Regions from separate parts of the Homo sapiens genome. Here all the other regions are linked to region 2. The links are chromatin loops, found by intact Hi-C in ENCODE. Cell type or tissue: endothelial cell of umbilical vein. All regions are shown on one strand.

Evidence for each region. A loop is a pair of places that touch in the nucleus more often than their neighbours do. Peaks named below come from ENCODE experiments on the same cell type or tissue, not always from the same donor. Only the 100,000 strongest peaks of a DNase experiment are listed, where the experiment ranks them.
Region 1: it touches region 2 in a loop (7-fold over the local background); 8 of 110 quality-filtered maps call a loop at or near these places.
Region 3: it touches region 2 in a loop (11-fold over the local background); 30 of 110 quality-filtered maps call a loop at or near these places.

What each region holds. Positions count from the first base shown.
Region 1 is chr3:169,136,287-169,144,286 of GRCh38, reverse strand. MECOM (MDS1 and EVI1 complex locus) reads left to right here. Exons shown (of 17, transcript NM_004991.4): 3 at 455-589. Among named protein-coding and RNA genes, the nearest start is that of LINC01997, 140 kb to the right of the region's middle. In endothelial cell of umbilical vein, no CTCF peak of the experiment used is centred here; DNase peaks (open chromatin) are centred at 616, 2,086, 4,906, 7,146 and 2 weaker places; H3K4me3 peaks cover 1,216 bases; H3K27ac peaks cover 3,798 bases.
Region 2 is chr3:168,860,928-168,868,927 of GRCh38, reverse strand. No RefSeq gene overlaps it. Among named protein-coding and RNA genes, the nearest start is that of LINC02082, 37 kb to the left of the region's middle. In endothelial cell of umbilical vein, a CTCF peak has its summit at 3,784 (motif pointing left); a DNase peak (open chromatin) is centred at 3,797.
Region 3 is chr3:169,740,073-169,748,072 of GRCh38, reverse strand. No RefSeq gene overlaps it. Among named protein-coding and RNA genes, the nearest start is that of ACTRT3, 25 kb to the left of the region's middle. In endothelial cell of umbilical vein, no CTCF peak of the experiment used is centred here; a DNase peak (open chromatin) is centred at 3,282; H3K27me3 peaks cover 164 bases.

The DNA of each region.
Region 1 (8,000 bases), 280 kb before region 2:
AGATGCTAACCATGAAAAAAAAATTTAGATGGAAGTTTTTAAATTAAAGTGCAAAAATGTGAAAATATATGCTTACATGAGACTATACGAATATGAAATATTGACTGTAATGTTTAGAAATATTATGTTAATATACGCTGTTCAATATTATTTTTTGCAAAAATCACATTGGATAAAATTAGCACTAATTTATGCATATGAAAATAAGCATTTTTGAAACCAATTAATCAGTTTTTGTAACAAATTGCAAGTGCTTTATTCCTTTTTAAAAAAGCAGTATGTTGTCATTTTCAAGGTAACTTCTCATTTCCCCTCTATTAATGTGCTTGTGATCTGACTTTTTTTAAGGATCCAAAGAAGGAATATACATTTCAATGAAATATTTTCAAACAACTGATTATTTTAATGAGTGGGCCAATATGGCAATTGATTGTTCTCATCTTCTTCCCTCCAGATCTTAGACGAATTTTACAATGTGAAGTTCTGCATAGATGCCAGTCAACCAGATGTTGGAAGCTGGCTCAAGTACATTAGATTCGCTGGCTGTTATGATCAGCACAACCTTGTTGCATGCCAGATAAATGATCAGGTATGTTGTAAAGATTTTCTTGTCTTTCCTTGAGAGCACAAAAGTATCACTGGAGCCTGAAGAATAAAAATAACAGTAAGCTGCAGTAGACCCTTGTGGCCTGTTTGTTGATATTGTGAAAGATAATGCACAAATATAAGTAAAATGCAGAACAAATTCATATTTAGTACTACTTTCTTTACATTCTTTGGGTAGTCTATTCAGTTTGTACTAGTATCCTTCATAAATGCACCAGTTTTCTTGGTGTGACTGATTTAAAAACTGAGTATTATTACTGCCTACCGTTCAGTTTTTCTTTGCTATCATAGTAGGTACATTCATAAAAGGTATTGAGCTAATCAAGAACATCTTGTGAATTTATGCAGAAATTGGAAGTGATATACTTGAAATGTTATATAGGTTTTATTTGAAATGTATATGCATAGTATCAGTGTTATCTTATCTAATTATGCATTTTATATTGATTTGCCTAATTATAAATGAGAACACTTACTTTTAGATTAATTAAAATACTTTTTTTGGTATATGTTAAAAAGTTTAAAAATAACCCTGCTGGAAACTGCTTTGTGACATTATGGAGGACCATGCAGTGAGGTTGACTTTAATAACAATAACTGTGAAATAAAGATCATGAAAATATCGTGAAACATATTTTACACTTAATAAAATTAGGTTATGAATCTTGTAATATCATATGACAATACCTAAAATAACAAGAAATTCAGCCCATTAATTTTTGTTTTATAAACATTGTTGAGCTAGAATTTAATTATGTTATAATCATTTATTTCTCTTAACCCAATGGTTTCCTAAATCAAATATGTTTCAAAGACCATATTGAAGTGGTTGCTTGGCAAATCTACTATGAAATCACCATCAAGAAGAAGAATAGTTTAAATTAAATGTTTCCAATTGAAAACTTAAATAAAGCTACTGTCAATTGGTCTAAGACTCTATTTCATTCATTATTATGAGATTATTCTTTGGCATCGTACCAGCTACCAGATAATTTTTACTGACTAAACGGTGTAAGAGGTAGTAAATTGTAAAATTAGGTTTAAATGGAAATCATTTAAAAATCTTCAACATATATCAAAAATAATAAACCAATCAATTGTTTTTTCTCCTTGCTATAAGAAAACAAGAGGAATTATTGACAAGGGAAAACATTATTAAATTAGCTATTGATTGTGAACAGAAAATATTCCGTCTATCATATGAGTTACTGTCGCCATCAACAACAGATATTTTTTGAGTACCTACTATCTGTAGATGTGAGAAATACATAGGTATTGTGAGTGAATTAATGTTATACTCCTTACAAAAGGAACTGGAGGACCTCAAATGATAGCTTTAAGATGAAATAATATAATCATATCATAATAATTGTTTGCTGTTCATATTTATTGACAATGGAAGCTATTTCCTTAGACAGATAAAACTGTTGTAGAATCCGTGAAAAGATGATTTAAGAACGGGACTTGTAGCCAATCTAAGTCTATTTGCAGCCATTTTTTCATTTAATATTTATGTGTGTAGTGTTTTATAATAAATGTACTCGTATTGGGAATCTTGATTGCAAAGGGAAACTGTTTTCCTGTTTCTCACTATGAATTAGGCTACTCATTAGAGTAGGCATTTATAATTTTACCATAGTTGCTTTTGAAATATACATTGTAAAATCCATTGTTTTCAAAAGAAAATATGCCAGTTTTATGACTTAATGAATAGCGTGTTTACTTATTTTGACTAAAGAATCAGAGAAAATACTTAATCTGGGAAAACAGACAAGGACAATATTAGACACACATTTTTCTTAAGTGGTAATTTTTAACTCTTATGCTGACAGAAATCTAAGATGCTAACAGAATGCATATCAAATAATGTAATTGTGAAATTCAAGTAAATTCATCCATAAACAACAAGGGAGGAAAGTCAGAGGTAAAAGTCAGATTTGTATGATACGTGTAGATGTATACAATCACTCTTAGCCCAATTGACAAGACAAAAGGGAAGAGACACCCAAATAGTGTATGCATATATTATAAGCATATTCACCTATAAGCACATATGAATATTCTAAAATCCAATTAAAACTAGCAATTCTAGACAGCTTTGAAATGTGAATGTTGGACTAGGTACAATGATAAAAGAGCTGACTAAAGAGATTCTCTAGGTCTGTTTTTTGCTCTCTTTTCCATGAGGAATAGGAGCTGCCAAATGGTGAATAAGCACAACTCATCACATAATGAACACTCCCATTGTGGGAGGTATTATTTAATATTTAGCTATAGAGAGAGACCCTGGTATAGGAGTAATTATTAAGCATTAATGACATCAACTCACCTGTCTAACACAAAAGCAAATGGAACGCTCTACAAGAAATTATAAAAAGTGTTTCTCTTTGCTCTGATTTTTAGATACGGATAAAGTTTATCAAGTGAATTTTAGAGCAAGACAGGTATAAATCCTGGACTCTAAAAAAACGGAATTTGAGATGAAGTTTTCAATTGCAAGTTAGTCATGGTAATAATTAGGTCATCTAACAAAGAAATAAAAAGATTACCCAGGACAAAACAAGAGTGTATAAATTGAACTTTACTTTTTCAAAGATACATATTTTTAAAAATTCTAATGTTAAAAGATCAAGTTTAATCAATTCAGATCAGTTTTTAATGATATGGAGGAGCCATATTAAAGAAAATAAATGTGCTTGCTAAGATTATAATACAGTTTGATAGTAGAAGGACAGTCAAAATGTTGTATGCTGGATAACCTGTATTTGATTTCTTTGTGGGTGAAGAAGTTCTAGAAACAGCATGGATTTTGGTTTTTAAGTAAAGTTGATAAAAGATGTAATCTATTTTGTATCAGAAAAAATAAAAATGAAAGCAACCCAGTTACCACTTTCCCCATACCTTTCTACCAGCATTTTATTTAAGGAAATTTTCCTGAGTAGTTTAAATTTTCCAGTAGATTTCTGTGAGTTATTTCATTTCAGATTTTTTTTTTTTCAGACAGAATGAGCTTTGTGGCAGCTTTCTTTCTTGTCAGTGCTGCCTAGAAAGACTCAAGTTTTGTGATTTTAGACGTCTCTTTCATTTCATGCTTCCAAAATTATTGCAGTGATGTTTTTGGAGATGCACATTCTGAAAACATTGACATCACTGCTAAACCATAATTTCTAAGTAGCTGTGGCTTCTGACTGATATCTTTATTCACCCCTGAAAAAATGTATTAACTACAGTAATTTACCTCTATGAAAGAAGCTATACCAAAGACACTAGTCAATTGAGTCACAGTCACACTCAAGTCATAAAATAATAGATCCATTAAAGATACCCAAGTCTCTTTATCCTTAACATTCTAATTATTTTTCCCTTAAAGTTTCTCTACAATGCTACATAGGTCTATGGCTGTGGCACGGTGTTTAGCTGGAAATTTTTACTGAGACAGACAATGCTTAAATATTTACATTCTAACAACCTGAAATTATCCTTGGTTGCTTTCAGGAGCAAGAATTGGCCCTGAAAGGCAGAGCAGGGTAGGAGCAAAAGCAGAGAGTTGGTTAAGGAAATCTCTTTCCAGACTAGGTCCTCAAGAGGACCAATATAGAGAGGAAGCATAAAAATGTTTTTTTTTCATTATTCAGAGGTTTCATTTACATACAGAAGCACCTATGTGTTTAATGTGAAGTAAACCAAACATCTACATGATATATTGTTTTTTTTTTTTAAAGAAAACTAGTTATTTAGATATTCTTTCCTTTAAAGTCTTGTAGCTGTCTTACTTTTACAAACCATTTTGATTGGTGGACATAACTCATTGCTTTAGGTTTGGTCGGTCTCACCCTGTTCTCACCTCTCTCTCCATCCTTTGATAAGTCTCCTTTTGACCCCACATATACCCTTCGCCTGGATCAGAACCAGGGCTACCTACCCATAGACCCCCATCCACCTCAGACAAGGCCAGTTCTCATGTTTGAATAGATTCACAAAGTTTGGGTACTTATGGAGTAGTTCTCTGGACACAACAGCTTTACTCTAATACATCTTCATAGTGAAAACATATTGGTAATAATCAGAGAGTCACTAAGACACAATTTACCTAAGTTGGCTTTTTAGATTTAAATGAGACCTGCCTTTCCACTTACAATTAATACAATTTATGTAAGTTGACTTTTTAGACTTAAATGAAATCTGCCTTTCCACTGATAGTTAGAATGATCTGGGCGAGTACTTTGGGATAATGTTTTGTATATGTAAGTGTGTGTGTATTCTGTACCATAAGAAGGAACACACTCCTGGCCTGCCCTAACATGGTCTATGAGTAGAATAAAGTTCTCAGAAACCCAAGACATTATTAATCTTGTCATTTACACAAGGTGATAAGTCCTTTCATTTTTAAGTAGGCCCTTGACAGCTGGTATTTAGTAAGTAGAAAAAGAGAAGTCTGCTGTTCACTCTGAATAAAAAGAAATGTGTCGATAAGAGATTATCTAATGCCTGATGTATATTTTGAAGAAATGAGTTACAGAAGAATGAGTGCCCCTCAGAGAATACAAAGTCAGAATTCACTTAAGGATTCTGCCAGCTCCCTTGTGGTTAATGAACGGCAACAAGACTCTACAGTGTTTTCAGTTGGAACAGGCATTGTTCTCATTTGTGCTTTACCTTATAAAGTTTTAACTGCTTCCAGGACGATCCTAGCTGATGTGGCACCCCGCGTTCGCTCTCCTTAGGTCCACGTGAATGATTATATCAGACTGCTGTGACACTAGAACAGCATTTTATTGTGAGCTTATTATGGGCTCAATTATTATTTTCTTTGGATTTTACTATGAAAAAAAATCCACTTTCCTGCATCTTTCGATTAGTACAATTTGTGCAAAACAGCAAGGTAGATTAGCTATGTATACTGCAAAAATGTAATTTGTTACCCTCTTTATACTTTTTAAAAATGTTTGTGTCTACTGTCAGGTAATTTGTTAATTTGCTCTTCCTTTACAAGGGTATCTGTCCACATTTTGTACCACTTCTTTTGATGTTAAAGTTATTATTGGCTTTGGGCATTTTCTTTGCTTTGCTTTTAAGTCAAGTTCCACTTTTATACCAAAGTTATGCTCTGCTGTTTTAAGATGAATGCCAGCTGGCAATACCCAGAGACTGGCTTTGTGAACAGTGCCTAAGCTGACTTTGGGGGGATGTTGTCTGGCTGACAAGTTACTTCCTTCACCTGAAGATGAAACTCTTTCAAACATAGTTTGCCATTTGATTTTTACATCATAAAACAAACATCACCTCATCCCCTGCCCCAGTGAAGTTTCCTTCATGTAACAATACCTAGGATGCAACACTGACATAACGCTAGGATTTTTGTTAAGATTCACAAACTGCATAAGTTGAAAGAGAGGGTGACCTGAAGTATTAAGTGTACATTTTAAGTAGTTAGTGTTTGCATGTATATATCGCCTTTCATTCAGGAAGATCACAAAGCATCACATACACAATAGACTGTAACTATTTCTGGGAGGGCATATAAAAGTCATAAGAATGCTTTACAAGCCATGAAGGAGGATAATGTTTTGGTCAAGGACACAAGAGAAGCCTCCAGCCAAGTAAAACACCAAAGATGATCTTTTTAGCTTCTTTGTAATGTAATGATGGAACTCTTCCCAAAGGTTTGGAAACCATTCAAAATGAACATCAGTTTTTATACAGTCAGATGAAATGACCACATTAAAGACAGGTGGCTAATGGATATTTTTGGGGGGTCTGTAGATAGACCCTCAGAGGTTATTTAAGGAGACATCTTGCAAGGCTTTCAGGCTGGGTACACTGTAAGCTTCGTGTATAATAATGTGCATCTTTATCAATTGCCGTATTTATGCAAACTAGAACTAACAATTCTCTCTCTGTTTTGTTTCATTCAATAAGTTATACTTGGTTTTCTCTTCATGTTACTGACAAAGAGATAAAGATGTGGAGAAGAAAAAAATTCCACACCAAAGATATCTTGGTCTCGTGGAGTCATATTTTTCATTTAGGAAGTGGATATAGCAAGGCAGTACTTGATCTTTTTCAATTAATATTTTCTTGTCTTTAGACTGTGACCCTGAAGACAAATATGGGATACTTTTTCTTTGGAGAAACTAAGGGTGATTTGCTTTGGCAATGCTTAGCCATGATAAAGCTTCCATAGTGTTGAACAAATTTATGTTCAGTCATCAATCTCTGCTGAAGACACTTCTCTTTACCTCTTATTAATTAGGCTCAGAATGTATAATAGGATCCTTCCTGCAGATACTCCTATTAAAATTTACATCATTCCTGAATTGGAGTTTCCCACATTACTATGGATAGATCAGGGTCCAGACTATGTTTCCTAATGCATATATTGTATCTGTAGACTTGATGCCACCTCTCTGCAGTACCAAGACTGACAGATATGTCCATATGAAATGCTGACTTTGTTCAAACATGCAAACGGCTACCTACCTCCTCTCCTACCCACCCTCCAATTGCTGAAGTTCCATTCAGCTTTTCCTTGTCTTCAGAAAGTATATTGAATGAAGGTATAGAAAATAAAGCATTTAGGCCAAATGTTGGGAGCTGGAAGAGGAAGAAATCAACTGTTAACTTCAAAGTGAAAAGACACCAATAGCCAGAAAAGGTTTTCTCTCAGTACAGATTTTGCTGGGAGTATATTTCTCTATTATTTCAATTATTACAACTTCCTGCATAGGTTGAAGGTCATTCATAATTCACGCTTCTGTCATTTTTAGACATGCCAAATGCAGTCTATTAAGCATAAATAAAACTTCCAGTGTTTGATCAGGAAAAATAAACGGGGATTCATAACAATAAAGCCTTGTTCATCTTTTTAAAAGTAAATGTGTTTTCCTTCTTTCTTATTTTCCCCCTTGTGTGCAGAACTTTTCTGTCTCAACAATACAAACATAATACTTCAAATCAATCCACAGATAAAGAATCTGACAGATTCCAGATTTTTGTTCTCTAGTATAATGAACAAGACCCACCTGATTACCATTTGAAAAAACTAATGATAGAGGATTTGGTTGAAAGCAGTCCTTCAAAGTATAAAACAGAGTTAGACTGAAAGTCTTTTATGGCATATTAACTTTCCTATCAAAGTGCTTATGAGTGTCTATGCCTGCTTTACTGCTGTCATCTTGGACTTAACCAAATAAAATGAATAATGATATATGATTAATTCTAATTCCAAGTATATATAATATAAATTTTATAAAACATAATATATAATTACATATAACTTGTATGATATATAATAAGAATTAATCATGTGCCATGAAGCATTCATTCTTATTATATAGAATTATATACATGAGATTACTAATATGAAAATTTAAAAATTTCTCCAAAACATATAC
Region 2 (8,000 bases):
AATATTTTTCTACACAAACAGCAAATAAGCCCTTCAGAAAGCTCTTCCCAAAATACTTTATAATCCAATGTTTCCAACTGAAGATGATATGTCCCAGAAACACTACAGATATTTCCCCTTTTAATAGCTTGCCAAAGTGTAAGCTCTTGTGAAATTTAAAGTGTTTAAACATTTGTACAAGCTAGTTACTTAGAAGCACATCGGCATTTCTTTGTGCCTCTGGAGAATGCAACTTAATAGAACGTGGCATTCAAGCACACCTGAGGATGCTAACAGCATGCACATGCACCGAAGGATACTAGCAGGATACAAACACAACTAAGGATGCCAATACATTCATGTACCTCTTATGTGACCTTATCAACCTGCTGTCAAAAGCGCTGGTTGAAACATAAAAATTTCAATTTTTCATCTGATTATTTTGCCCACCCTAACTGGTCTGATTTTTTTCTTTTGAATTATTGAACTGATTAGCTACTCCATGGTATGAGGTAGAGGCTGTCATTTAAACGATTGGAACTATACAGATTCTTTCCCAAAATATCAATGTAAAGATGTTTTTAAAGAAGATATTTTGCAAGTTGACACTAGAATAGCATGTAAGAAACTTCTTATTTGAATGTGTGTTCATTAACCAGAATTGTATTCATTTTTAACTAAAGAATTTATTGGATAATATGGGAGGAGTTGAAACCTACAAGTGTGACACCCCCATGTTCATCAGGTGGAACTGCTCTGTCTATTCTATTGCTGTCTTTGACTCCAGCCCAGGCAGGGAGGCAGTGAGGAGCCCCTCAGATAGAGCGACAGTCACACACTTGATGACAATTCCAGCCACAAAAATCCACCTGAACAAGTTGAAAATGGAAAATAACAAATCAGCTTCTTTCTCTCTCTCTTTTTCCTTTAATATAGAACCTGTTTCTGTGTACTTTTTTAGTATCTGGCAAATGAACCAACTCTGTTTCTAGGCTTCTGGGCATATACTTTTCAACCACTTGGAAACCTTTAATTTTTAAAAATAGTTTCGTCAATCGTGTTTAAAAGCATTTGACCCTCTGTCAAATTATTCATTACATCTCTAACATGAAGCATGGAGAATTTTATGCACAATATATGTTATGGAGAATATAGAATGATTAAGAAATATTCAGTCCAAAGGTTATTTTACACAACTGATAAGACATTGCTACACAACTGATAAGACATTACTGCACAGCTGGAGCTTTTAATCCAAAATCACATTTTTCAACACAAAAACTACAGCACAAGGATGAAATAAATTCTGGTTTATCTATACAAGTCTCTTTTCTTTCTGATTTGTATAAATGCATTTTTATTAAATTATTACTTTTATAACAACATTCACACTCAGGAATTCATCCCATATACATAACTCATTTCTCACAAACAAAAACCATATCCATATATATAACTAACTCATTTTTCCTGGTTCATATGTATTTTCCTTTTGTAGCAATGCCATATTTTGAAGTTCACAAATTGACGGCTAATAATAACAATCCCACTTCATTTCATCTCCTTTTTCTCAAATAATTTAGTTAATAACAAAAAATGGAAATAGGACAACCTAAAAATTCAGAGATCTCAAAATAAGAAATGATTGAGGCATGTAAGTTACACTGATTCTTATCTGGTTGGGTTAGGAGACAGGAAGGAGGGGCTGTGTCCTCAGCACCAGCCAAAGTCTAACAAAATCCACATATCCACAAAAGCTGGAATGTGGATTTAGAACATACTATTCTAAAGCTTGAAGTATAAGTGACAAAAACAAAATAAAACAAAAACAATCAAACGAAACACCCAGAGAAAACACAAACCATAACATAAAAACAAACAAACAAAAAGACAGTGTTACTCTAGTACCTCTAATACTTCTTTACTATCTTATTTTTCTACATCTGGCATTTTGCATTTACATAGAGCCAGAGATGGTCCATGCAAGCAGGCACAGAAACCACTTATGAAATATTCAGTGCTTGAAAACACATCTCCTGCTCACCACTCCTTAAAGTATTCCCTTAAGAGAAGCTCTCCTTTGAGGCACCCTCCACACCTCAGTAGATATATTCAACTAATATGAAAAATCAGAATATTTCACTCCCTGTAGAGATTGCTGGGACAAAACTAAACATAGTTAGATTGCTGGGACAAAACTAAACATAGTTAGGTGGCAGGGGAAAGGAGGAAAGAAGCACTCAGATGGGAAAAATATGGGGATGGTTGCAATGGCAGTAGATATGCCTTGCCTGCTTTGCGCTTTTCCAAAATGGGCTTGTCACTTGATGGGATAGTTTTAGGTCATGTATAATATATATGGCTATCACTGAAATAACCAGTTTTTCCTCCAAGGAAAGTGAACAAAGCTGGTTCAGTAAACTAGCCAGCTTCTGTTGTAATTATTTTCAATCTGCTACTTTGGGTGTATATTTAATCTAGTAATAAAAATATTTTGTTAGGAAAAAAATACTTGACATTTCAATTCTGGGCATTTTGTTCTTTGCTAAAAACTGAGAGGAAAGGGTGGGTGTTGTAGCTTAGAATGAAAAGAAAAGAATGGGCAAATTGTGATAGACATTCTCTAAGGAGAAAGGAAAAAACAGGCTTGGAAGGTTAAGTAAAATTTAGATAAGAAACTTCAAGTTTCTTTATTGAAGTTCTTTAAATTGATGATCATAATAACGAAGAAGTAAAAAGAACATTGTCCAAATATTCAGTCTAATTTGTATGATAGGAATACTAATGTCTGACCACCGTATTTTATACAGTTTTTATAATAAACAAAAATTTTCAAATGATATAAAATTATTGTAGCAACTACTAAGCACTTACTTAGATATAGCATTGGTTTTACTCTCACTAGTTTATGGAAGCCAGGTCAGTTTGCCCAGTGATGTCTTTTCTGGTCACTCTGCTTCCATCTTTGATAAAATTTGTGAAACACAGTTTTGAAAGTAAAAAAAATTTAATTGGGATAGTTAAATAATTAATTGGAGAAAGTTATCACAGACCTAGAACTTTTAACTACTGCCAAGATATTATTTTTTTCCTTTCATAGACTGGCAAAGATTACAAGGTTTGACGTACATAGTATTTGTCAGAGTCAGAGCTAAAAGTACTTCTCACACCTATATGGTGTGAGTGTAATTCAGTGAAACCATCTTTTCTGAGGGGGATAGACACAGTTTTAAGTAAACAAGCTTTATAATTATGCAGCTAGGGAATTTAACATGCAGAGAAATTATACCTGTGCAAAGAAATAAATGCAAGATTTTTAACTGCAGCATTGTTTTTAATAGCAAAAGACTAAAAATAGTCTAAATATTTATCTGTAGGGGATTTATTAATACATTTTAGAGACATACAAAATAATACTCTGAAACCATATACAAGAAAAGGCAGGTCTGTGTAGACTGATAATAGAAAGATGCCTAAATGTATGGTTTAGTGAATAAACAAAGAAGCAAAACATAAAATAAATCTTTAGTGCAATCACATTGTGTAAAATAAAAAATACATGATAAGCTTAAATGTGGAAAGAACCCCAGCACACTTTAAAGGTGGTTATGTTTGAGGGGGGAGGGGGAAACCAGCAGGGAATCTTTCACTGTACACACTTATGCATCCATCATTTTTTCAAATTATTCTTATTATCACATATTTATGATATATATAAGATACATGAAACAACAAGTTTGAGGAGAAAATAATAGCATTTACTTTTTTTTTTGAGCTTGAATCCAAATTTAAAAGAATGAGGGAGCTATGGCCCTCTTGTGGAGAACTTCAGCAATGCACTTTTCTTAAAAGTCTCAACGTCTAAATTTATAGGTAGAAAGAACTAGAATTTTATATCATTTAATATCACAACATATATAAAATTCAATGCCATTGAATGTAGTTCTTTCAGAATCTTGGAAATATCTTTGTACAATCCGAACTTACCATGCATTTTCTGTGTGCAACACGATGGTACCTAATAGTTGCATTTCGTGGGAAAGGTCTGAGCACACCAGCTTGCTGTGAGAGTATATTTGCTAGCATACATGATTCAATTACAGGAAATGCTGACCTCTAATAATTACAAAAGCTTGTTGCTAATTAAAAAACAGTCGTTGCTTATGCCAATCTCTACACTACGATCTATGTAGACAGCTGTCACCTCCAAACTGAATCACTGTATGTGAATAATAAAGGTGCTTATTTTCATGGGCTAATTTAAAACATTTCTAACAAGAGAAAATATTTCAGAACTATACATGGCTATGTCAACCGCCGAATTCCCTCGGTCCGGTTGAAGGCGTGCAGAGTTTCCTGTCAACCTGTGCTCCGAAGCAGAACAGTCTCCAACCCGACCACTGTGACTTGCTCCATATTAACTATGGGCTACCTTGGAAATGTACCGTCTCTCATTGTAAAACTCCCCAAAGGGCAATTCAAATCACATTTAGAATTTCCTATTTACATTGCAATAGCCATGGCAGAAGTTTGAATGTCACAGTACAAATCTGGTACCAAATGCTGAGCATGTTCAGCGGATTCAGTTTCAGAATTCACTTCACATGAGCATATTTTCATCAAGTGAAAGGGGGAGGGAGTGTCATGGGATAAGATTGTGATATGAACTCTGGACTTAACTCTTCATCATCTTTAACAAGTAAACTGGTGTTTTTGCCTAGGCAAAAAAGAATTTACCAGACTAGATTACATAGTAACCCTGCCTTTTAAACTCTTATGCAGAAAAATCAAGTGAGAACAGACCACTAGTATTTCCAGTTAAATTTCATGTGTGATAAAGGGAAATTTGGTTAGAACAGCTTAGCAAATAGAGGCAACTTTCTTGAAGAGGAAATTATTTTTCTAGACAACTAATGAAGATTGCTAATTATTTTGCTTTCTCAATAGGAAATATATTAGGACATCATTTTTATCTTTTAATTTATTTTTTAGTATATGAATTTATAGAAGTAGATTTTTCAAAGTAAATAAACTAACATCATTTTCAGCAAACTGTGTTTTGTGTGCTTTGTTTTGCCTTTAAAAACATTCTAATTAATGATCTGCAGGAAGAAAATGTTATTCTAACTGAACCCAGTCACACACATGCATGGGATCTTAATCTCCAGATTCCTCAGTTCACCCAACTGAGGTGAACTTGAATGAGCTCATCTAGACAAAGCTGGAAGTTAAAAATGGCATTGAGTAATGCTATTTCATGTAAATGGCTGGGTGGTTGAATTCACCTCTGCCCAATTTTTCCTATTTCGTGGACGTGTACATTTATTTGCAGTACATGATGATATGCCTAGCAATTTGTTACAATCTAACATTAAAACAATTTATTCTGACCTGTCTGAAGTTTGTTTAAAGATAAACTGTATCAAAAGACAATGTGTAATTATCATAGACTTCCAGGCTCAGAAAAAAATATAGTCTTATTATTTGGAATTTAAACAGTCATGGAAAAAATAACAGAGGTGTCTCTTGGCTAAGACTGCCTTTGAACAGTCCTGAATTTGGAGACATAAATTTTTGCCTTAATTTGAAAACTGATAGAATCCACTTGGGTCTTGAACTATGTGTGTTCAAATATATGTGAAGGGACTAGATCTATCATTATGTGGCGTATTCTCAACTCAGGTTGAAGAAAACAAAACATAGCTTGTTATTCACTATACATTGGGGAGAAATTTATTTTTCTTTAAACTTTTGAGTTTATTAAAACACTTGAAACATGTCACTTACACCGGGTTTTGATAACAGGTTCACATATTAGATTACTCCATTGGATTGAAACTTACACTTTTCTAAAGAAGTAGGACAAATATTTTTGGATACCCAAAATTCATTCCATAAATTTTGTTTCTAGTATCAAACAAAACAAGAAAGGGGTAAAGCAGGTTTTGTTAGATGCAAGCTTCAAAAAAGATAAAAGCTAGATTAGAGAATCATATATATTAAGACAGTTACTCTTTAACAATTTTTATGGTGGTCTTAAGCATTATTCAGTACCAACTTGTTGAAACATATTATTTTAAACCTCAGTGCCATCTAGTTAAAGACATTCTATGACAGCCTTACCATACACAGTGTGTACCATAGTATAATGGAAAAATAAGGGACTTGGTGAGATTTGGCTTCTATCCTAGCTCTGCAAAATAAAGATGACAATACTTACCACACATTGTGCTGTCAGGCATTAGAGATAATGTTTAAACAACAGCTGGCCCAGGCCCTGGCATAAAGCTGGCAAGAATAGCAATAAGTAACTTTATTCCTAACAAGCACGTAAATTAAAGCACAAAGGTCAAAGACAAGAAGCTAGAGCTGCCAGAAGAAAAAGTATAAAAGTCACTGTTAGAACTCATCCTTCTTATACAAGATCTAAATTTTAATTTTTAATTCAACCACAATGTTTCCCAGCCTTTACTGATGTTCTATTAATGGATAGATTTTCCAAAAGGAAGAAATTACTTAGCCAAGTTTCTCATTATGTAGAAACTATGAAACTATAGAACTATAGCTAGAACTATAGCACAACAGCATTTAATGTGAGCAGCCTTTTTTTTTTTTTTTTAGACGTAGTCTTTCTCTGTTGCCCAGGTTGGAGTGAAATGGCATGATCTCGGTTCACTACAACCTTTGCCTCCTGGGTTCAAGCGATTCTCCTGCCTCAGCCTCTCGAGTAGCTGGGACTAGAGGCACACACCAACATGTCCAGCTAATTGTTTTGTATTTTTAGTAGAGATGGGGTTTCACCATGTTTGCCAGGATGGTCTCGATCTCCTGACCTCGTGATCCACCTGGCTCGGCCTCCCAAAGTGCTGGAATTACAGGCGTGAGCCACCAAGCCAGGCCGTAAGTGGTTCTTTTATAACATAAGCCAATAACATGATAAGCCAGATCATGTTACTTCTCTGCTCATAGCCCTTCAGTGGTTCCCCCATTTCATTCAGCTAAAAGCCAAGTTTTACAATGGCCCCCAAGACCCTATATAGCAACCCTTCCCCTCTACTTTTCTGACTTCATCTCTATAGCTCTTCTCTTCTGTGTCTCCACTTCTGACTCACTGACCTCTTGCTGTTCTTTACTTCCTCATCTTGACTCAAATCCTGCCTTCTCAAAGAGGCCCACCTTGACCACCCTATTTAATACAATAAAATGTTTTGCCTACTCTGTGGCCCCAATCCCCTTCACATTACCCTGTCCTACTTTGTCTTTTTTCCGGTAGTATTTATCACCTTCTATTGTGCTATAAAATGCACTTGTTTATTATGTTTATTCTTCATAATACATTTCCTCTTGCTAGAAGGTAAACTCTAAGAGTAGTGCTCTTTATTTTGCTCATAGGTATATCCCAATTGATCCCAAGATTAGCATTTGGCACCTAGAAAAATGGGCACAGAATATTAACCAGCAATTCATGGAAGAGTACACTTGAAGAGACAATGTATGAAAAGACGCAAAAGCTCACTAGCAATTAGAGAAGGCTGACACAAGGTAGACAATAAAGTAATGCAACTACAGCGTTCACTGATTTGCCTACTTTGGAGAACAATTTGAAGTTATTTAACAAAGTTTACAATGCAGTATCCTTTGACCCAGCAAATTCATGGCTGGTAGAAACCTTAAATAAACCCTACCACACGTGCACAAGGGGATATGCAGAGAGATGTTTGTTGAAAAGCTATTGGCCATACTAGACAATTAAAAACAACCTATATCTCCCTTTAGAATGGAAAGCAAAGTTTTGGCTCATTCATACAACAGGGCATTTACACATTTAAAAGAAATGGACATTGTCAACATATATAAATACAAACTAAATTCCAAAGCAATGTTGAGTGAAAAAACAAGTTGTGGGTTGAGAATTATAATATGATGTTGTTTATTAATCAGTGATTAAAAGCCGACAGAACAAGACTATAAGTTGTGAACTGAATACACTGTTACCTTCTTAACTCCATATAATGCTCTGC
Region 3 (8,000 bases), 880 kb before region 2:
CTTCAGTGGGTGACTGATTAAACAAACTGTGGTACATCCATACCATGGAATATCACTGAGCAATAAAAAAACAAACTATTGATACATGCAACAGCTTGGGTGCACTTCCAGCATTATGCTAGGTGAAACAAACCAATCACACAAGGTCACATACTGGATGATTCAATTTACATGACATCTTCAAGATAACAACATTGTAGAGATGGAGAATAGCTTAGTGGCTGCCAGGGAATAGGGGTGGTGGAGGGAAGGGGGCTGTAACTGTGAAGGGGTAGCATGAGGGAGATGTTCGTGGTGATGAAATAGTTTTTTATCTTAATTGAATTCGTGGTTACGTAAATTGACTGGTGTGATCAAATGACAACTACACATGTGTTGTACCAGTGTCAATTGTCTCCTTTTGATATTGTGCTATAATTATGTAAGATGTCCCCTTTAGGGGAGATGAAGTGAAGGGTACATGGAACTTCTCTGTACTATGTTTCCAACTTCCTATGAATCTATAGTTATTTCAAAATAATAAGTTGAAAAAAGTAGCCTTATTGACTTTTCTCTCCCTCCTTACTCTGTCTTCCCCAGTCCATCTTGTCACTCCGTCAGACACCAGGTAATATGAGACTCTGTTCTTTCCTTCTTTTACCCCTATCCCCATCATCTAAGCAGTCTTGAAGTCCTGTCCATTTCATCCCTGTGTGGCATCTCTCCAGTCTGACTGCCCCTCCCCACCTTCTTTGCTCTGGGTCAGACCCCCTAGTCTGACCTTCTGCAATAGCTCCCTGCTGGTCTCCTATCTTTCACCTATCTTGTACAATGCTGGTGACCTCTTTAAAATAGAAATCATATCCTATTACTTCTCTGCCCAAGAACAGTTGGTTGTTCCTTGACACCTGTGGTTTCGAATCACCTCCTTGCTGCGGCGGACAAGAGACTTCATTCAGTTCCTGTTCTGCATTCCTCTTATAAGCAATAGATCTGGATGTACTGGAGGCTCATGTTCCCGTTTTTGGTAGATGAGTAGAAAGTTGGCTCAGCAAGTTAGAGTTAGCCCACTAGAACAGGTGGATGCCAGTTTCTGGGCTGCAGAGACCCGACCCTCCCTTTCTATCAAGCTACTTCTGTGACCACGGGACATCCAAGTGCATAGATGTTCCCTGTTCCCTACAGGATTGTAGGGCAGGGTCCCTTTCTACTGCACTGTTAGCCATGGACATGTGGCCCATCTACACAGGGCCGAAACTGTGGGATAATGAGAGTTCAGGGGATTGCGGACACTCTGCTCCTTCTCTGCTTGTAAGCTTTCCTTTTATCACCTTTATTTTTTACCTTCCCTATGTGACACTAGGCATATATGCCCAGGACACCTCTGCCTGACACTTCCTCACCAGACTCACCTGCTGATACTCAGTGAGCCTGTGGTATCCCATAATGATCTGTGGTTTTCAGAAAATGTCCCTTCTCTGCTAGATCATGTGCTATTTAGTTTTCGATTACTTACACCTTCCTGGATCCTGGCTGTGTCCCTCCAAGCAGAAACAGAGCTACTGTGTTTCATTTTACTTAGCGCCCCTTCATTCTTCTATCATGGGACATCTAACATTGTTTTAAAATCCAGCTGTGAGGTTTGCTTCCCTTTCACCTCCCCAGACTGTGAAGCTTTTTGAAAGATGGGATACCTTGTCTTTTAGCTTTGTATTCCTGAAGCTTGCGAGAACCTCGCACAGGGTTGGTATTTAGTACACATATGTTAAACGAGCAAATTTTGACATGCATGAGAGCATTTTATGAACAGTAAATGCTATACCAGCCTTAGTTATGATGACAATATCTTAATGAAGCCAGCAGAATAAATCATAATGGTTGGAACCGGAGCTGTCAATATAGCAAAATCAGTTACCAATTTTAAAAACATCAGCCCCTTGACACACACACAGATATACACACAGACACATCCTCCATAGTGCATAGTGTGTAGTCAGCTTTCATACTTGGCCTAATACACTGCAAAGATTAAAGGTCTTTTTCCCTTTTCTTCGCAGACATTCATGGTGGGGGCTTGTTCCTCACAATCCACACATTACGCTTCACATTCGCGTCATTCGAATACAAGATAGCTGTTACAGGACGTGGTGTGGTGCTTGGTGTGGTGGTTGACAGAGTTAAATAAATATTTTTTAGAGGGGAAAATACTTTTTTATGTGCAAAAACAACTGAATTTCGGCCACCAAATCATTTCCTCCAGCTCAACACCAGCCACCAGAATAAAGACAGGTCATTCCTCACATTGATTGATCTGAGGCTCAGAGCTCTGTCTCCCTTTCCTAGTGGGAGAGGTTGTGGGAGAAGTTGAACATGGCTGGGTTCTCTGACTCAGATGCATTGCTTTTATGGTAGCATTTTGCCCTAAAGGGGCTTTCTGTAAATTTGAGCTTAAGTATGTACTACTAGAGGCCTAAAGAAGGCTAAGTGGTAGCTACTCTATTTTTCAAAAGAATATTAATAGCTAAATGTAAAGTTAAAAACTGACTTTGGGCCGGGCGCGGTGGCTCACGCCTGTAATCCCAGCACTTTGGGAGGCCGAGGCGGGTGGATCATGAGGTCAGGAGATCGAGACCATCCTGGCTAACAAGGTGAAACCCCGTCTCTACTAAAAATACAAAAAAAATTATCCGGGCGCGGTGGCGGGCGCCTGTAGTCCCAGCTACTCGGGAGGCTGAGGCAGGAGAATGGCGTGAACCCGGGAAGCGGAGCTTGCAGTGAGCCGAGATTGCGCCACTGCAGTCCGCAGTCCCACCTGGGCGACAGCGAGACTCCGTCTCAAAAAAAAAAAAACAAAACAAAACAAAAAAAAACTGACTTTGCCATGAGTGTTTCCAGTGATTTTTATGATAAAACACATTAACCTATTCATAAGGTAAATTTTGAAATGAAGTTAAGGTAATTAAAAAGAGACATTACTTATATTTCTTCTCGATTGCAGCAGCTAATATTGTGGGCCAAATGGAACTCAGTAAAACATGATTTGCTTTCAACTTTAATCGAAACTAAGAATAATTACTCACAGCAATTTTTCTGATTTTAGAGAAGAAAGTTTTCTGGTTTATTATGCTTTTTCTTCTCTTTAGTTCTCAAATTACAAATGCTAAATAGCTGTATAAGTAAAAAGAAACTGACTACTTTCATAAAGTCATTTTTTTTTCCATTTTAAATTTATGATCTGTCAAGACCTCAAGAAGGCTGAAAACTTTTGGCTTAACTCTTTTATTTTTTCTCAACAGTAGATGGCAATATCTGTTCACCTGTAGCAAAAAGCCCACTCACATGAATAACTGCAGACTTAGATTTTTTTTTCTCCCACTCTGTAAAGTGAAATCAGCCTATTTAAAATTGTAAATTGAAGACAGAAACAGTTTGCAAGTTTGTACAATATTACTTTTTAAATGTTGGTTGAAGGAGTACAAAAGTATGTGAGTACTTTTGTACTATGAAAACTATGCCTTCTTTCACTCCAGGGTAGACAAGGAGAGCAGCTCCAGAGAAGGCTGCTGAATGCAGTGAACAAAGAGAACCTGTGGGTAGATGGTCTGTGGCAGGAGCAAGAGAGGATAAGCTAGCAGGTTTTAGTTTGTTCTGTTAAAGTTTATGCTCAGATCTTGTTATATACCCATAGAGGTTTTTTGCTTACATTTAAAAAAATCCTGAAGTGTGCTTTTTGCCTAGAAATTTGTAAGCTTTTCACATTTTTTATATCAAGAAATAAAGCAAGAAATAAATAAAACAATGCCAATTTTGTACCCAAGGCTAACATTTACTCTTTCCTTCTCAAAGGAGTAGTGGGGGAGGGGTGAAGACTAGTCTTTGGGAGAGGTTTCTCTTAGATCTGATCCTCTTGTTGGTCCCCTCAACCCGAGCAGTTACACTTTATAAAGTGCATTTCTCGCGTTGGTAAGTAATGGCACCACAGTTTCAAAAATTTCAAAAATTACAGGTGAAGACCTAAACAAAATAGCTGCTCTACAGGTTAAACAGCTTTACTTTTGTGATACAACAATAAATGAGCTTTTTAAAAAAGGGATAATATATAGTCTTATCCTCCACATCTTAAGTATGTACAAAGGAATATCATCTATTCCTTTGAACGCCTAATTATTATAATATTGTGCAGTATGATGAGAGAACATTGGCATATCTCCTGTAACTCTCTAGCTTTTATTTTTCCATAATGAGTGTTATCCTTCATTGACATATACCTTTAATATGTAACATTTGTTACTAAGTTGATTGTTTATCGGCTGTAACTTTTGCTTTTGTATTGCAAAACAAGTCATTTATTCGTCAAAATCATTCCATTGACAGTTTGCTCTTTGGAAGACTGTGGATGGGAAAACAGCTCTTTGCAGACAAAACTGCTAGGAGGTAGGACAAGAGTCTACCACTGCATTCCCGAACATTAAACCGGAAACAAAATGCAATGAAAAAGAAAAAGTGGGTCACATCTGCTGGTATCAAATAGGTTTAGTTTCCATGACATCATGCTGATTAAGACTTCAGACACACATTAGTATTGGGCTACTTTTCATTAAAAAATGACTGTTTCCTTGTTCCTATAGTTGAGGACCAGCCTCTCAGAATCTGACTATAATCCTTTTATAATCCTTTTGAATTTCTTTTTTATTTTTATTTTTTATTTATTTTTTTCTTTTTAGACAGTGTCTCACTCCGTTGCCCAGGCTGGAGTGCAGTGGCGTGATCTCAGCTCACTGCCACCTTTGCCTCCCAGGTTTAAATGATTCTCCTGTCTCAGCCTCCTGAGTAGCTGGGATTACAGGTATGTGCCACCACACCCGGCTAAGTTTTGTATTTTTAGTAGAGACGGAGTTTCACCATGTTGGCTAGGCTGGTCTCAAACTCCTGGCCTCGGATGATCCATCTGCCTCAGCCTCCTAAAGTGCTGGGATTACAGGTGAGAGCCACTACACCCGGACAAATTTCTTTTTTTTAAAGGATAAAAGTGATTCACTTTAAGTAGTTAGATTTTTTTTTCTTTTATAACACTCCTTCTTGCACACTGAATTAGTTAGATTTTTAAAAATAAATATTTTGGCCAGGCGCGATGGCTCACACCTGTAATCCCAGCACTTTGGGAGGCCGAGGTGGGTGGATCATCTGAGGTCAGGAGTTCAAGACCAGCCTGGCCAACATGGCGAAACCTGTCTCTGCTAAGAATACAAAAATTAGCCAGGCGTGGTGGTGCGTGCTTATAATCCCAGCTCCTCGGGTGGCTGAGGCAGAAGAATTGCTGGAACCTGGGAGGCGGAGGTTGCAGGGACCCAAGATTGTGCCACTGCACTCCAGCCTGGGTAACAGAGCGAGACTCCGTCTCAAAAAAAAAAAAAAAAAGTTTTGAGGAGTCAAGGAGGAATGAGCTATAAGCTATTTCTAGGTCATTTTGTGTTGGTGGCTGTTTATTTCAGCAGAAAATTCCTCAGGATTCTGAAGATTTACATTGATAGTTGAATTTCTATTAGAGAACAAATCCCATGAAAGTTTGTCCGTCTAACTCTCTCATTATTTAAGAACGCTACAGCATGTAAGGTTTACTGAATGCAGGCACTGCATAAATAATGTAACCACATTCCATGAAGTTTTGATGGGTTTATGGTCAAATGAAAGGAATTATTTTGGCTATTTCTTGGTGGATGTTTTCCATAGAGTGAGCTTGTGTTTCTCTCATTATTTCGTGTGTGGTGATGGCTTTCGCAGTGGAAGCTTACCTATTTTTAGGATCACTGGACACCTGGCCAGCTTTCCTATTTATAACAAGTCTTTCTTCAGGCAAAGAACCAAATTTCATCATTTCTTTTGTCATATTAATATGCCTGTAAATGAATGCATTATGGTACTACTATTCTTAGGAATATAATGAATATGTATATCTATGTATTTTTCATCACAGGAAACAGCTTGAATTTCTTGATAACACATGGAACTCTCATTTGTCTTGTTTCACAACAGCCTTTTGCTGTTTACCTGGTTTTATGGCCTCTACTATGTACAAAGACCCAAGTGTGAACCTAAGAACAGGCCTTATGATTGTAAGCTCCCTTGACATCAGAATACATTAAAGGTTTAATTTGATATCATGCATCTGTAGGCAGCTTTGAATAAACAGAGTGTGATGGTTGTGAGTGTGAACTGGTAAATCTTGGTAATTTCTCTTCATTTCTATTCACACTTATCTCAAATTCTCCAAGGTGGGACATTTATCTGCATGTTTCCAAGGTGTTCAATTAATAAATGAGAAGAATTAAGGCTAATATGATCATTTCATGTCTTAATTTAACTCTTTTTTTTTTTTTTTTTGAGACAGAGTCTCGCTCTGTCGCCCAGGCTGGAGTGCAGTGGCGCAATCTCCGCTCACTGCAAGCTCCGCCTCCCGGGCTCACGCCATTCTCCTGCCTCAGCCTCCGGAGTAGCTGGGACTACAGGCGCCAGCCACCACGCCCGGAGAATTTTTTTTTTGTATTTTTAGTGGAGACGGGGTTTCACCGTGTTAGCCAGGATGGTCTCGATCTCCTGACCTCGTGATCCACCCGCCTTGGCCTCCCAAAGTGCTGGGATTACAGGCGTGAGCCACCGCGCCCGGCTTTAACTCTTTTAAACAGACTGCTGGGAGGAAAAAGTGCCATTTTCATTAAAAAAATTCCTGTTATTTTTTCATTGTATTTGTCATGTTACAGATTGAATATCTCTAAGTAATTTATCACAAGCAATCTGGTATTTGATCACTTACCCAAATAACATATATCCAAATTTAAATTTAGGTGAATAATATTTAAAATGTTAATTTGTAATCTCTTCAGGGCTTGCTCAAGCCACAGGTGCCCCTCTCTAATATATATATATATATATATATACACACACACACACACGGGGAGAGAGAGAGAGACTCACTCTGTTGCCCAGGCTGGAGTGTAATGGCACAATCTCAGCTCACTGCACTCTCTGCCTCCTGGGTTCAAGCGATTCTCCTGCCTCAGGAGAGGTGCCACCACGCTGGACTAATTTTTGTATTTTTAATGGAGATGGGGTTTTGCCATGTTGGTCAGGCTGGTCTCGAACTCCTGACCTGAAGTGATCCATCCACCAAAGTGCTGGGATTACAGGTGTGAGCCACCATGCCCGGCCTCTATTCATAATAACTATCTTCTGTTAAGGTGCCTCCATTTGATGCCCCTTATGTGTCATCTCTCCCAGCTTTGTCCTCTAATCCCTTTGGTCAACCCTGGGCGCTAGGCCCTCTGTGTCCTTCTTTTAGCTTTTCCGTAGCTGTTAGAGAGCTAGGAAGAAAGAGAGCTAGAGGAACCAACATGCAGCTGGGTCACTTCATCCTTTGAGATTTAATTAGATGGACTCAGCCCTTTTTCCTAAATGTGGTGGGAAAGGAGGCATCCCTTCCCCTCCCTGCACATTTCACTCTTACCCCAGAACTTTTGGGATAGCTTGTACTCTGGACTTAGACCATTGGATTCTACCTTTGTTTCTGGAAGTCTCCTCCGCTGTGCAATTAGCCCACTCTTTATATCTTCTGCCCATTTCTGCATGTGTCTTCTTCCTGGACATTATCCAAATCCCTTCACTGCCCAAAGTCCAGACAATTCAGGGCTATGTGTAGAGTCTTACCCTAGGTTTGGGGTCATAAAGCTGCACTAATATAATTAATAATTTTATTTATTTTATAATAATTTTATTTATTATATTTGTGCAGCTTCATGACCCCACTTAAAATAAAATTTGAGATATTTTTGTCCTCAAAAGTTGTTGGCCATCCCTCCCACTGGGGAGTTGCAATCTTCTCTGGCCTGGGAGTCTCCTTTCTTCTGCTTCCAAGTCTGCTCTTCTTCCCTGACTGGCTCCTGCTCCCAGCCCCAAAATCCTTATTCTTTTCTTTTTTGAGAGGGAGTCTCACTCTGTCACCCAGGCTGGAGTGCAGTGGTGTGAGC